Regions from separate parts of the Homo sapiens genome. Here region 2 is linked to region 1. A link is a loop called in an ENCODE intact Hi-C map of the cell type or tissue named here. Cell type or tissue: breast epithelium. All regions are shown on one strand. Each heading gives the region's core, and the rest is flanking DNA. Links, peaks and the distances in the headings are about the cores only.

Evidence for each region. Peaks named below come from ENCODE experiments on the same cell type or tissue, not always from the same donor. Only the 100,000 strongest peaks of a DNase experiment are listed, where the experiment ranks them.
Region 2: it touches region 1 in a loop (13-fold over the local background); 1 of 110 quality-filtered maps calls a loop at or near these places.

The regions. Positions count from the first base shown.
Region 1 is chr5:32,213,737-32,221,209 of GRCh38, reverse strand. No RefSeq gene overlaps it. Among named protein-coding and RNA genes, the nearest start is that of GOLPH3, 43 kb to the right of the region's middle. In breast epithelium, for the core only: no CTCF peak of the experiment used is centred there; a DNase peak (open chromatin) is centred at 3,049; H3K27ac peaks cover 546 bases.
Region 2 is chr5:31,925,585-31,933,057 of GRCh38, reverse strand. All of the region lies in intron 2 of PDZD2 (PDZ domain containing 2), which reads right to left. Among named protein-coding and RNA genes, the nearest start is that of MIR4279, 6.8 kb to the left of the region's middle. In breast epithelium, for the core only: a CTCF peak has its summit at 3,626 (motif pointing left); a DNase peak (open chromatin) is centred at 3,638.

The DNA.
Region 1 (7,473 bases), core at 1,121-6,120:
TGTGTGCAGGGACTGCCAGAGATGTGGGCAAGGGACCGCCTACTGCAGTCCATAGGGTCTGCTGGGAGATGGACAGCCTTCCTGCCACAGCAGTTTGGGGACAGCATCTCTGACAAAGCCGCCAAGCCAGGCACCTGGCTGGCTTGGTCTAGCCTAGCCAAGCACACTGTGTAACAATCCCCCACCCAGGGGCCAGGCCTCTGCAACATGCAGTAATGCCCAAATATTTAGCTGCTCATTCAAGGGGGTGGTACATCAAAATAAGAAAACAGCCAGGCGCGGTGGCTCACAACTGTAATCCCAGCACTTTGGGAGGCTGAGGCAGGCAGATCACCTGAGGACAGGAGTTTGAGACCAACCTGGCCAACATGGTGAAACCCTGTATCCACAAAAAATACAAAAATTAGCCGGGCATGGTGGTGGGTACCTATAATCCTAGCTACTTGGGAGGCTGAGACAGGAGAATCGCTTGAATCTGGGAGGCGGAGGTTGCAGTGAGCTAAGATCGTGCCACTGCACTCCAGCCTGGGCAATGAGCTGTCAAAAAAAAAAAAATTCCGTCTCAAAACAAAAAAAAAAATAGTATCATGGCTAGTTCAGGGCCTTGTATTTTTAAAGCAATTGTGTCAACAGGCTATCATTTTTTCAGTCAAGGCAGAATTTTTAAATGTGGGGCTGATAATTTTCGGTTTCCACAAATTCTAAGTAATAGTCTCCCTCTTCTTCTCTGAGGCAGCTACAGTTTCTTACCTGTTTATTTTGAAAGGGATTACAGTGGCTCATGCCTGTAATCCCAGCACTTTGGGAGGCCAAGGCAGGTGGATCACTTGAGGTTGGCAGTTTGAGACCAACCTGGCCAACATGGCAAAACCCCACCTCTACTAAAAAATACAGGTCGTACACAGTGGCTCACGCCTGTAATCCCAGCACTTTGGGAGGCCTAGGCGGGCGGATCACGAGGTCAGGAGATCGAGACCATCCTGCCTAATACGGTGAAACCCCGTCGCTACTAAAAAATACAAAAAAATTAGCCGGGTGTGGTGGCAGCCGCCTGTAGTCCCAGCTGAGGCTGAGGCAGGAGAATGGTGGCAGAGCTTGCAGTGAGCCGAGATTGCATCACTGCACTCCAGCCTGGGCGACAGAGTGAGACTTGTCTCAAAAAATAAAAAATAAAAAAAAATTAGGGGCCGCGCGCAATGGCTCTCGTCTGTAATCCCAGCACCTTGGGAGGCTGAGGCGGGTGGATAACCTGAAGTCAGGAGTTTGAGATCAGCCTGGCCAACATGGTGAAACCCCGTCTCTACTAAAAATATAAAAAGATTAGCCGGGCGTGGTGGTGGGTGTCTTTAATCCCAGCTACTCCGGAGGCTGAAGCAGGAGAATTGCTTGAACCCAGGAGACGGAGGTTGCAGTGAGCCAATATGGTGCCACTGCACTCCAGCCTGGGTGACAGAGTGAGACTCTGTCTCAAAAAAAAAAAAAAAAAATTAGCCAGGCGTGGTGGTGCGTGCCTTCCTGCAGTCCCAGCTACTCAGTTGCAGTGAGCCAGGATTGCACCACTGCACTCCAGCCTGGGCAACACAGCGAGACTCCACTTCCAAAAAAAAAAAATATATATATATATATATATATTAGATTCCCAACATTTAACCATTTTGAACCAATACGACACTGCCAACATTTGACCACTCTTTACTACAAAAATGACATTTTCATGTGGTTCAAATTAAACATATGAATTTGAGGTGGGACTGGGATATTGTTTACACCACATCTCTTTATCTTGCTTTTCTCAGTCTGCATTGTCTCATGGAAATTGCTCTGAATTGAGGTGGAGTTCTAATACATTTATTTATTTATTTATTTATTTTTATTTTTATTTATTTTTTTGCTCTGGCACCCAGGCTGGATTGCAGTGGTACAATCAGGGCTCACTGCAGCCTCAACTTCCCAGGCTCCAGCGATCCTCCTACCTCAGCCTCCTGAATAGCTGGGACTACAGGCGCGCACCAGCACGCCTGGCTCGTTTTAGTATTTTTGGTAGAGACAGGGTTTCACCATGTTGCCCAGGCTGGTCTTGAACTCCTGAGGTCAAGCAATAGCCCCCTCCTCGGCCTCCCAAAGGGCTGGGATCACAGGCGTGAGCCCCCGCGCCCAGCCTCTAGTGCATTTTTCCATAGCTTCTCAAAGGGCACGTGCAGGGAATTGTGACAGTCTTGTCTCAAGCCCATTCCTCACTAATGCTTTCAGCTCCCTCCTACCTCAACAGAAACTGCCTGATTTCTCCCCAGTCCTGCCTGTGCCTCCCCTTTACGAAGGGGAATAATTTTTAGATTCGCAAAGCCTGGGGGCCATGTCTAAATTGCCCTTCCTATTTCTACCAGGGAATCGAGTTTCATCCTGTCTTGGGGCTTCTGGGTATGGGGCTGATTTTCCAGAACTCTTGAAGATTTGACCCACACCGCCCCTTGCCTCACAGGAAATGGCAAAACTAACTAGATGATTATGTGATTCAATCCTTAATGTGGAGTTTTTATAAAATTAAAAAAAAAAAACCCACACAGTGCCTTGAATATACAGAGCACCTCTCCATTCATCTCAGTTCAAGAAGTCCTGCCAAGCCTTTGAAGTACAGTAACATTCTCAAATGTGCACCCCCCGCCCAAAATCGTTCACACTGCAGAACACTATTCAGGAAAGAAATGTTTCGTGATTTTTTTAAAAAAAATGAGTGAAAAGCCAAGAAATTAAACAGCCTCTGTTTATGGCAGGTGGTAAGAAAAATGTAACGTAACACATACCCTTCCCTGCCTTTTGCATAACCAGTTTGATGCATAGTTCTACTGTGCGAGCAGATTCAAAACTTGCTGGTTTTCTTCGTAATAACATAGCACATGCCAGGGAATAAGGGCTCAGTGTGTTCTAGGCACAAGGAGAACTTATTCTGGACTGACTCAAGCAGAAAGAAGCCAAATTGTCAAGACAAAGAGCAGCTTAGACGCGTGAATTCCAGCGCGACAGCCATGGCTGCTCTGTTCAGAGATGTAGTTCTGTGGTTAGGCCCCAACGGCTCGCCTTTTTGGGTATTCCTCTACTTAAATCAGGTGGTTGAAGGTATTCGTGGCTCTCAGAAAGGACAGGCTGGGGAGAGAGAAGTTGTCCCGCAGCTGCAAGTTTCTTTGAGGCCTCTCTTTCCATTTTGGCTGCTGGCCAAATACTCATTTTAACTAGGGACCTACTGTAGGACACAGAAGTGATTGCCCCGGCGTGGTAGCCCTGCTGTCTACTTTTCACTCAGTAAATACATGCTGAAGAAGCTAATTCAGGAGGTTGAATTTAAACCATTAGGTTCGAGATTTGTTATATTATTATAAAAAATCATCTTTAATATTTGTGGATAGAGCCATCACCAGAGATAAAAAGGGCAGTTTGGGCTGGGCATGGTGGCTCATGCCTGTAATTCCAGCACTTTGAGAGGCCGAGTGGGGAGGATTGACGAAGGCCAGGAGTTCGAGACCAGCCTAGGCAACATAGCGGGACCCCCATCGCTACAAAAACAAAAACAAAATTAGCTGGGTGTGGTGGTGCAGGCCTGTAGTCCCAGCTACTCCGGGAACTGTGAGGTGGGAGGACTGCTTGAGTCCAGGAGATCGAGGCTGCAGTGCACAGAGATCGCACCACTGCACTCCAGCCTGGGGGACAAAGCAAAACCCTGTCTCCCAAAATAAAAACCAATAAAAAATAGATAAAAGGGCAGTTTTATTAATAAAGAGGATAGGAAAGAAACTCCTCCCGAGCCCTGCGGATCTAACCGAGCACTGTCAAGGGAGGCTGTGTCTCCTGCTCCTCTCTCCGCACCAGTCCAGGCTCCATGGCCCCATGGCCCACCATTCTCCCGCAGTCCCACCTGTTCCGGGGGAAGTCTCGGCCTCCTTCTCCCCACACCCAGGCCCTATACCTGTGCCCCCCACCCTCCCAATCCCCCCCTCCATTATCCCTCAGGAACCTTTTGCTTTCTATTATGTTCTGTCTCCCAGTCCTTTGGTCTCTACAGACCCCGCCCGTTCAATGTGCCCTGGTCTAGCCTATCTCAAAACAAAATGAATGCCTGGATCCTACCTTCCTCTTCAAGCTACACTCCCCACCCCTATTCCCTGTCTTTATCAGCCTGACAGACTTATTATTTATTTATTTATTTATTTATTTTAAGAATAATCTAGCCAGATGCAGTGCCTCATGCCTGTAATCCCAGCACTTTGGGAGGCTGAGGCTGGTGGATCACTTGAGGTCCGGAGTTCGAGACCAGCCTGGCCAACATGGTGAAACCCTGTCTCCACTAAAAATACAAAATTAGCCAGGTTTAGTGGTGCATGCCTGTAATCTCAGCTACGTGGGAGGCTGAGGCAGGAGAATTGCTTGAACCTAGTGGGTGGAGGTTACAGTGAGCCAAGATTGCGTCACTGCACTCAAGCCTGGGCAATGAGAGTGAAACTCCATCTCAAAAAATAATAATAATAATATTTTTATGTGTTTATTTTTAGAGATGGGGTCTTGCTATGTTGCCCAGGCTGTACTTGAACTCTTGGGCTCAAGGGATCTTCCCAGCCTCCTGAGTAGGTGGGACTACAGACACGCACCATTGCGCCTGGCCAGCCAAACTCCTTAAAGCAGTGGTCCCCAACCTTTCTGGCACCACAGACTGATTTCTCAGAAGACAATATTTCCACAGACCAAGGAGGAGCAGGGGTTGGGTTGGATGGTTTCAGGATGAAACTGTTCCACCTCAGATCATCAGAGAATCATTAGTTAAGATTCTCATAAGGAGCGTGCAACCTAGATCCCTCGCATGCACAGTTGACAATAGGGTTCCCGCTCCTAAGAGAATCTAATGCTGCTGCTGATCCGACAGGAGGCGGAGCTCAGGCAGTAATGCTCCATCACCCTCCCCTCACCTCCTGCTGTGCAGCCCAGTCCCTAATAGGCCACGGGCTGGGGGTGCCTTAAACAGTCACCTTCATTTGGGTTTTCACTGCCCCATGTCACACTCACTTGTCAGTCCACTCCAGGCCACCAAACCCAAAGGACAGTGTTCAGGACAAGTTCTCAGCTTTTCTGTCAATTAGAACTGAGTGTGACAAACCAGGAAGAAGAGAATAGACACGGGAAGGCTCCTGTCAACGTCTGTCAGACCCAGCTTGGCTCCCTCTGTGGCCAGCTCTGTGGGCCACTGCCTTCTTGAACGCCTCTCTTCTCCTGATCTCCATGATCTTGTACTTCCTGGTTTCCTTTCCGTCCCTTTGGCTGCTCCTTCTCGGCCTCCCTGGGAGAATGGTCTTTCTCCTGCCCTCCGTCGGTCTCTGTTCACTCTTTATTTATTTTTTTTTTTTTGAGACAGAGTTTCGCTCTTGTTGCCCAGGCTGTAGTGCAGTGGTGCCATCTCAGGTCACCGCAACCTTTGCCCCCCAGGTTCAAGTGATTCTCTTGCCTCAGCCTCCCAAGTAGCTGGGATTACAGGGATGCGCCACCACACCCAGCTAATTTTGTATTTTTAGTAGAGACAGGGTTTCTCCATGTTGGTCAGGCTGGTCTTGAACTCCCCCCAACCTCAGGTGATCCACCTGCCTCAGCCTCCCAAAGTGCTGGGATTACAGGCGTGAGCCACCCCGCCTGGCTGTGTTCACTCTTAACCCTCTTCCTGGGGGAGGTGGCCTTCATTACCTCGTGTGCACAAATGACCTCTAAATTCTTACCTCCTGCCTATACACAGATGACCAACAAATCTCATCTCCTGCTTCGACCCATATCACAAGACTCAAATGTCTAAAAGCACTGCAAACTCAACACATCCAAAATTAAACTCATTTTATTCTCTCCAAACTGGCTTCTCCTTCAGAACTCTGTGTCTTATAAAATGTGTGTGCCGTTTGCTCAGTTGTCTAAACTAGAGATCTGGGAACTATTCTAGATGTCTTGTTTCCCCTCACTCCCTAGCCCTAATTGACCCCCAAGGTCCACTGAGTCCACCTGCTGCCTGTCTTGAGTCCTTCCACTTCTCTCCATCCCACTGTCACCACCCTGCGCCCTGCCGTCCTGTGCTGTCACCTGGACTCCTCTATCAACTTCTCTGATTGCATCCTTCCTGTTTCTCTCCAATCTGAGCCCCACTTTGCAGCCAGAATCTTTCTAAAATGCCAACCAGATCATGCCACTTACATACAATTCTTTAAGGCCTCTAGTTGCCCTTAGGATAAATGTGACTCCTCAGCCCCTCAGGTCCCAGCCTAATAGGACCCTTCATCACTAGGCCCCTGCCTGCTTCCACATAAGAAAAGCAATGATTAGAAAAAGCTTGAGAAAGGAACCCAAGGATAGAAGCTATGGTGCATTGTTCAGCATCAGTTTTCAGGGAAGTGAAGGGGGTCTCATGGTAAAGCAATGTAATCAGACCTTGGCTTTGACCTTGTACTTTATCTCAACTTTTATATTAACATAATACTAGTTTTATTATAAATATTGTATCTAGTTTATTGCAGCACTATTTATAATAGCAAAGACTTAGAACTAACCCAAATGCCTATCATGATAGACTGGATAAAGAAAATGTGGCACATATACACCATGGAATACTATGCAGCCATGAAAAAGAATGAGATCATCTCCTTTGCAGAGACTTGGATAAAGCTGGAAACCATAATTCTCAAAAAACTAACACAGGAACAGAAAACCAAATACCATGTCATGTTCTCACTCATAAGTGGGAGTTGAACAATGAGAACACATGGACACAGGGAGGGGAACATCATACACTGGGGCCTGTTGGAGGTTGGGGGCAACGGGAGGAAGAGCATTAGGACAAATACCTAATACATGCGGGGCTTAAAACCTAGATGATGGGTTGTTAGGTGCAGCAAACCACCATGGCACATGTGTACCTATGTAACAAACCTGCACATTCTGCACATATATCCCAGAACTTAAAGTAAAATAATAACAATAATAAACAAACAAAAGATTTGGGAACCAAAGAACTAACTGTTGGGACCTTCAAGATGCAGACATTTAATTTTATATGTGTCAATGAAGCATGCATGAAAAAGACAAAGATGAAACAGTGTGTAGTATTAGGAAAAATTGTCAATATGACCCAGGAAAATTCACAAAAAGAAAAGAGAGAAACTGATTATTTGGTTTGTACTGAAGTGGACTAATTATGGGTTATTTATATAAACTGCCAGTCATGTCTAGTTACCCCATGGCAAAACAATGATTATCATTAAACATTAAACCATTAAAAATAAATAAATAAATATTTTATCTATTGAGTACCCCTATTTTATTTATTTGTTTATTTATTCATTTTAAGAGATAGGGTCTTGTCATGTTGGCCAGGGTGGATTCAAAATCCTGGGCTCAAGCAATCCTCCCACCTTGGCCTCCTGAGTAGCTAGGACTATAGGTATAGTCTAGCTATGC
Region 2 (7,473 bases), core at 1,312-6,311, 290 kb after region 1:
ACATCTGTAATCCCAGCTACTCGGGAGGATGAGGCATGAGAATCACTTGAACCCTGGAGGCAGAGGTTGCAGTGAGCCGAGATTGCACCATAGCACTCCAGCCTGGGCAACAAGAGCGAAACTCTGTCTTAAAAACAAGAAAAAAAAAAAAAGGACACTATGCTAAGTGAAATAAGCCAGTTATAAAAGGACAAACCCTATATGATTTTAATCGTATGAGGCACTCAGAATAGTAAAATTCACAGAGACAGAAAGTAGAATGGTGGTTGCCAGGGGCTGGGGAGAGGAGGAATGGGAAGTTACTGCTTAATGGATCCAGAGTTTCAGTTTTGCAAGAGGAAAAGCCTTCTGGAGATGGATAGTGGTGATGGTTACACAACAGTGTGAATGTACTTAATGCCACAAAACTATACATTTAAATTTATTAAAATGAGAACTTTTATATTAAGTGTGTGAAGTCAATGGAGCCTGGATTTTCTTTCTTTCTTTCTTTCTTTCTTTCTTTTTTTGAGGCAGAGTCTTGCTCTGTCGCCCAGGCTGGAGTGCAGTGGTGCAATCTTGGCTCACTGCAGCCTCCGCCTCCTGGGTTCCAGCGATTCTCCTGCCTCAGCCTCCCGGGTACCTGGGATTACAGGCACACGCCACCACGCCTAGCTAATTTTTGTATTTTTAGTAGAGACGGAGTTTCACCATGTTGGCCAGGCTGGTCTCGAACTCCTGACCTCAGGTGATCTGCCTGCCTCGGCCTCCTAAAGTACAAGGATTACAGGCATGAGCCACTGCACCCGGTTTGGTTTTCTTTACATTTTCTCATTGGCCAGTTCTATGGCTATCATGCTTCATATGCTTGATGTCACAAAATGAAAAGACCATAAAATGCAATTCATAAATGGTCTTAAAAACAACAGGAAGCACTAACATTTCCTTCTCCCCTTTTCCCATCCCCCAGTCAAAAATCACACACAGAAAGTTATGAAAGCAAACAAGGTTTGTTTTCCTGCCCCTTGATGGGAGATGATAATGTCAGCACTGATGGGGAACACCCTGCCAATTGTGCAAGCGGGGAGGACCTTGGCCTGCAAATTTGGGGAGGCAGCTCCCTTCCAACTTCTGCCATTAATGGAAAGGGTTCAGAATCACACCTGAGAAAGCTCCGTGCGGCTGTGGCCCACCCCTCCCCTCCCATCCAGCCCTCCTGGAGTTCACACACCCTCAACTCACACAACGCCGGCAGCATACACTGACACCATCATGCTCTGGGGCCTTCATTGTATACAGATCTGTTTCTTAGCTGTCAAATCTGTCCCATGAGCCATAAGCCTCTAGTGGACAGAGCTGCCTCCAGCTCTCTGGCCCCCTTTTCAGTCTCATTCCTCCTGCCAGGCCAGGGTGGGCCTTGGAGGGGTACCAGCTTCTTCGTTCCTCCCTCCTGTCACCTGGATTATCCCATCTACTTCCATAGCTACAGCAACCAAGTAAGAGCCACCAGCTCCTCAATCTCCATCTCTCTTCTGAGCTCAGACCCTCAACTCCTGCCCAGCTGCAGCTGGGTGTCCTGCAGCCACCTCAAACTCAGCCTGCCCTAAAAAATCTACTATGCGGCCAGGCACAGCGCCTCACGCCTGTAATTCCAGTACTTTGGGAGGTCAAGGCAGGTGGATCACTTGATGTCAGGAGTTCGAAACCAGTCTGGCCAACATGGTGAAACCCCGTCTCTACTAAAAATACAAAAATTAGCCAGGCATAGTGGTGTACGCCTGTCATCCCAGCTACTCAGGAGGCTGAGGCAGGTGGATCACTTGATGTCAGGCGTTCGAAACCAGCCTGGCCAACATGGTGAAACCCCATCTCTACTAAAAATACAAAAATTAGCCAGGTGTGGTGGTACGTGCCTGTAATCCCAGCTACTCAAGAGGCTGAGACAGGAGAATTGCTTGAACCCAGGAGGCAGAGGTTGCAGTGAGCTGAGATCGCGCCACTATACCCCAGCCTGGGCAAAAGAGTGAGACCCTGCCTCAAATAAACAATCCCATTATGCTCTCCCTCAGACAGGTTCCCCCTCCTGTATCTCCTCTTCCAACTCATGCCAATGAGTTCCCTGTCACTGAAGCACAACTGAGTCGCCCTTGGCTCCTCTCTCCCCTCCACCCTTGCTGGTAGGTCCTGTCAACTCCACTTCTTCAGTCTCTCTCACTCCTGACCTCAAGTGATCCACTAGCCTTGGCCTCCCAAAGTACTGGGATTACAGGCCTGAGCCACCGCGTCTGGTCGCATAGTGGGTTTTTTAGGGCATGCCAAGTTTGAGGTCCCCTTCTGCTGTACTGAGTCACACCTTAGGGCCTTGACTCTAGACTACTCTCACCTCCTCAGTTGTCTACCCCTAAAGTATATCCTGCACACAGAGGTATCCAGTGGCAAATACATAACATCTGCTTGAAACACTCAAATAATTTCTCGTTGTCCAAAGGATAACGCCTAAACACCTTGATGCGTATTTGAGACCATTCTTCATCTATTCCTGTGTTATTCAGGCTTTTGTGTCACTATAGGGAAATACCTGGCCGGACGCGGTGGCTCACGCCTGTAATCCCAGCACTTTGGGAGGCCGAGGCGGGCGGATCACGAGGTCAGGAGATCGAGACCATCCTGGCTAACATGGTGAAACCCCATGAAACTCTACTAAAAATACAAAAAAATTAGCCGGGCGTGGTGTAGTCCCAGCTACTTGGGAGACTGAGGCAGGAGAATGGCGTGAACCCGGGAGGCAGAGCTTGCAGTAAGCGGAGATCATGCCACTGCACCCCAGCCTGGGCGACAGAGCGAGACTGTCTCCAAAAAAAAAAAAAAAAAAAAAAAAAAAAGAATACCTGAGACTGGGTAATGTACAAAGAAAAGAGGTTTAACTGGCACACTGTTCTGCAGGTTGTACAGGAAGCATGGTACCTGTACCTGCCTGGCTTCTCGGGAGGCCTCAGAATGCTTTCACTCGTGGCAGAAGGCAAAAAGGGAGCAGAAGCAGGCACTTCACATGGCACGAGGAGAGCTAGAGGGGAGAGGTCCCAGACCTTTGCACAACCTGACCTCGCATTAACTAAGCAAGAACTCACTTATCACCAAAGGGTTGGAGCTCAGCCATTCACGGGGGATCCTCCCCCATGATCCAGTCACCTCCTACCAGGCCCCAGCCCCCAGCGTTGGAAATCCCATTTCAACAGGAGACTTGGAGGGGACAAACATGCAAACTATATCAATGCCTGCATCATGAAACCCACAGATAGTCATGCTAGCCGCTGCTTTTTTTTTTCAGCCTCCCGAGTAGCTGGGATTACACATGTCCAGCACCACACCCGGCTGATTTTTCTGTATTTTCTGTAGAGACGGGGTTTCACTGTGTTGGCCAGGCTGGTTTCAAACTCCCGACCTCAGGTGATCCACCCGCCTCAGCCTCCCAAAGTGCTGGGATTACAGGCGTGAGCCACTGCGCCTGGCCTTCCACTGCTCTTTTTCATGTATCTGTGCTTTCACATATGCCAGTGGTTCTCAACTGGGGAAGATATTGCCCCACAGGAGACATTTAGCACTGTCCGCAGATATTTTAAACTGTCACAACTAGGATGGGTGGGGCATTGCTGCTGGCATCTAGTGGCAGAGGCCAGAGATGCAGCTAAACATTTGATGGTATGCAAGACAGTCCTCCCACAAAGAATGATCTGTAGCACACAGCATGACACAGGTTCTTAGAAGGTTATACTGCATTTATTATTACCATGATTGCTTTCATTCTATGGGCTGCAAGCATAAATGCTGACAGGGGGCAGAAAATTAAATGAATCAGAGAAGCAGGTTGGACAAAATCAACAGCAGACGCTGAGTCTGGAGCCAACATGCCCTTTCTAAAGCATTCAGATTCAAAACTCCACGACGCTGAGCACAGCCATGCAGCAGGTGGATGGGTCACAGCTTCTACGAGGCTCCCAAGCAAGGGTGGGGGACAGTTTGTTTCTGGTACTTATTTCATTGCAAGTATGGATCAATATTCATTGAAAAGTTCCCTCTTAAATCTCCTTTCAGAGCCCAGCATACTCCTAAGTTCTAGTAAGTAAATGGAAAAATAGGGCAAAACTCTCAACTTAGATCCTTAATATTCCCTCTTATATCTCCTTTCAGAGTCCAGCATACTCCTAAGTTCTGGTAAGTAAATGGAAACATAGGGCAAAACTCTCAACTCAGATCCTTGATAAAGTTTTCCTGTGCTTCTGAATTTTCTTTTCAAGGGTTCTTTTCTTGGCCCGGCATCGTGGCTCAGGCCTGTAATCCCAACACTTTGGGAAGTCGAGGTGGATCATCTGGGGTCAGGAGTTCAAGACCAGCTTGGCCAACATGGTGAAACCCCATCTCTACTAAAAATACAAAAATTAGCCAGGTGTGGTGGCACATGCCTGTAATCCCAGCTACTCAGGAGGCTGAGGCAGGAGAACCCCTTGAACCTGGGAGGCGGAGGTTGCAGTGAGCCAAGATCGAGCCATTGCACTCCAGCCTGGATGACAGAGCAAGACTCTGACTCAAAAAAAAAAAATTCTTTGTAATTTTTCTAATGACCTTAATCTAGTTTTTCCAAAAATACATTCTATATTTTGGGAAATGCTCTATGAAAGAAGGAGATGCTCTATGAAAGAATGCTCCTTAACTCTGTGGTCAAATGGGTTTGAGAAGTATTTACCAGCACCTTGAGAGGCCAAGGCAGGTGGATCACCTGAGGTCAGCAGAAGTGTTTACTAGCTATTCCTTTAACTGGTGTGACCAAATCTTACTTTATCAAATGGTTCCCACCCCATCTTTTTATAGTGAAATATTTTAATATTTAGGGAAGCAGTGCTTTGAAGACTTTGTGAAATACTCAAGCACTCTCCTTGGCTGTCTGATTTGCACTCCCCTTCAGCAGAGGGCCATCTCAGTTTAAACTTCCATTTGTGTGCAGAGAAGTCCCAGCTCATCCTAACTCAGTCCCCATCCCTCAGGCAGAGACCTGTTCTTTCCTCCTTACATATTCTCAGTGAGGGTAGGCATACTGAAATGGCCTGGTTTTCTTCAAGAAGGAGCCATCTTGGTGAAGATGGAGGAAGGCAATGAGTCACCCTGTGAAATGGGGGTATAGCTGGAGAGCAAGTGCATGTCGGTGTGGCCCAGTGACTTGGGTCCTAGACAAGGACACACATCTCTTAGGCCCATGGGTCACCTCTGGCTAGTTTATAGAATCAAGGTCCATTAATGACTATTAGGTCCATTGAAAAAGATAAGCATAGATCTTCTGGAGCTAGATGGAAAAGGGCCAGTCACTTCGGGCAAGGAGAGTCTAACTTCAAAGTAGCAGGAGGCCAGGTGCGGTGGATCATGCTTGTAATCCCAGCACTTTGGGAGGCTAAGGCAGGTGGACCACCTGAGCTCAGGAGTTTAAGACCAGCCTGGCCAACATGGTGAAACCCCGTCTCTACTAAAAAATACAAAAATTAGCTGGGTGTGGTAGCAGGCACCTGTAATCCCAGCTACTCGGGAGGCTGAAGCAGGAGAATCACTTGAGCCTGGGAGGCGAAGGCTGCAGTGAGCGAGATAGTGCCACTGCACTCCAGCCTGGGTGACAGAGTGAGACACTGTCTCAAACAAACAAACAAACAAAAAAACACCCAAAAAAGAAAGTAGCAGAAGGTTTTTATGACTACCAAACAATCAGACACATTCTACCAGAAAGAGCTGGACCAGCCCTGCCCTCACTTTTTTTCTCTCCCATGATGCAACATGGTACTATGTTTTATTATTTTACATTTAATTTTTTAAAATTTCTACTTTTGTTTTAGATCCAGGGGTATATATGCCGGTTGGTTACCTGGGTATATTGTATGATGCTGAGGTATAGAGTACAACTGATCCTGTCACCCAGGTACTAAGCATGGTACCCAATAGTTACGTTTTTCAACCCTGGGCCCTGACCCCCTCTAGTAGTCTCCAGCATCTATTGTTGCCATATTTATGTCTATGAATACCCAATGTTTAGCTCCCACTTGTGAGAATAATATGCGGTATTTAGTTTTCTGTTCCTGTGTTAATTTGCTTAGGATGATGGCCTCCAGCCGCGTCCATGTTGCTGCAAAAGACATGATTTCATTTTTTTTATGACTGTGTCGTATTTCATGGTGTATATATATATCACACTTTGTTTATCCAATCTAGCATTAATGGGCACATAGGTTCATTCCATGGCTTTGCCATTGTGACTAGTGCTGAGATGAACATACAAGTGCATGTGTCTTTTTGACAGGATGATTTGTTTTCTTTCAGGTATATACCTAGTATAGAATTGCTGGGTTGAATGGTAGTTCTGTTTTAAGTTCTTTGAGAAATCTCCAAACAGCTTTCCACAGTGGTCAAACTAACTTACATTCACACCAACAGTGTATAAGCATTCACTTTTCTCCAAAGCCTCCCCAGCGTCTGTTATTTTTTAGCTTTTAATTTTCTTTTTTTTTTTTTTTTTTTCAGATGCAGTTTCTACCTTGTTGCCCAGGCTGGAGTGCAGTGGTGCCATCTCGGCTCACTGCAACCCCTGCCTCCCGGGTCCAAGCAATTCTCCTGCCTCAGCCTCTGGAGTAGCCGGGAGTACAGGCTTGCACCACCACGCCTGGCTAATTTTGTATTTTTAGTAGAGATGGGGTTTTGCCATGTTGGCCGCTGGTCTCGAACTCCTGACCTCAGGTGATCCGCCCGCCTCAGCCTTCCAAAGTGCTGGGATTACAGGCGTGAGCCATCATGCCTGGCCTGGCTTTTAATTTTTTTTTTTTTTTAAGTGACAGGGTCTTGCTCCGTTGCCCAGGCTGGGGCACAGTGGCACAATCATAGCTCTCTTCAGCTTCAAACTCCTGGGCTCAAGGGATCCCCTGCCACAGCTTCCTAAGTAGCTGGATTATAGGAACATGCCACTATGCCTGGCTAATTTTTTTTACTTTCTGTCGAGACAGGGTCTTGCTATGCGTTTCCTAGGCTGGTCTTGAACTCTTGGCCTCAAATGATCCTCCCACCTCAGCCTCCAAAAAATGCTAGGATTATAGGCATGAGGCACTTGACTTCATAAATAACTGCCATTGGTGTGAGATGGTATCTCATGGTGGTTTTAATTTGCACTTTTCTGGTGATAAGCAATGTTGAGCATTTTTTCATGTTTGCTGGCCACTTGTATGTCTTCCCTGAGAAATGTCTTTTCCTGTCTTTGGCCCACTTTGTAAATGGGTTATCTTTTTTTTTTTTGCTTGTTGGCTAGTTTAAGTTTCTTATAGATTCTAGTATTAGACCTTTGTTGGAAACAGAGTTTGCAAATATTTTATCCCATTCCGTGGGTTGTCTGTTTACTCTGTGGATAATTTCTTTTGCTGTGCAAAAGCTCTTTACTTAGGTCTTACTTGTCAATTTTTGTTTTTGTTGTGT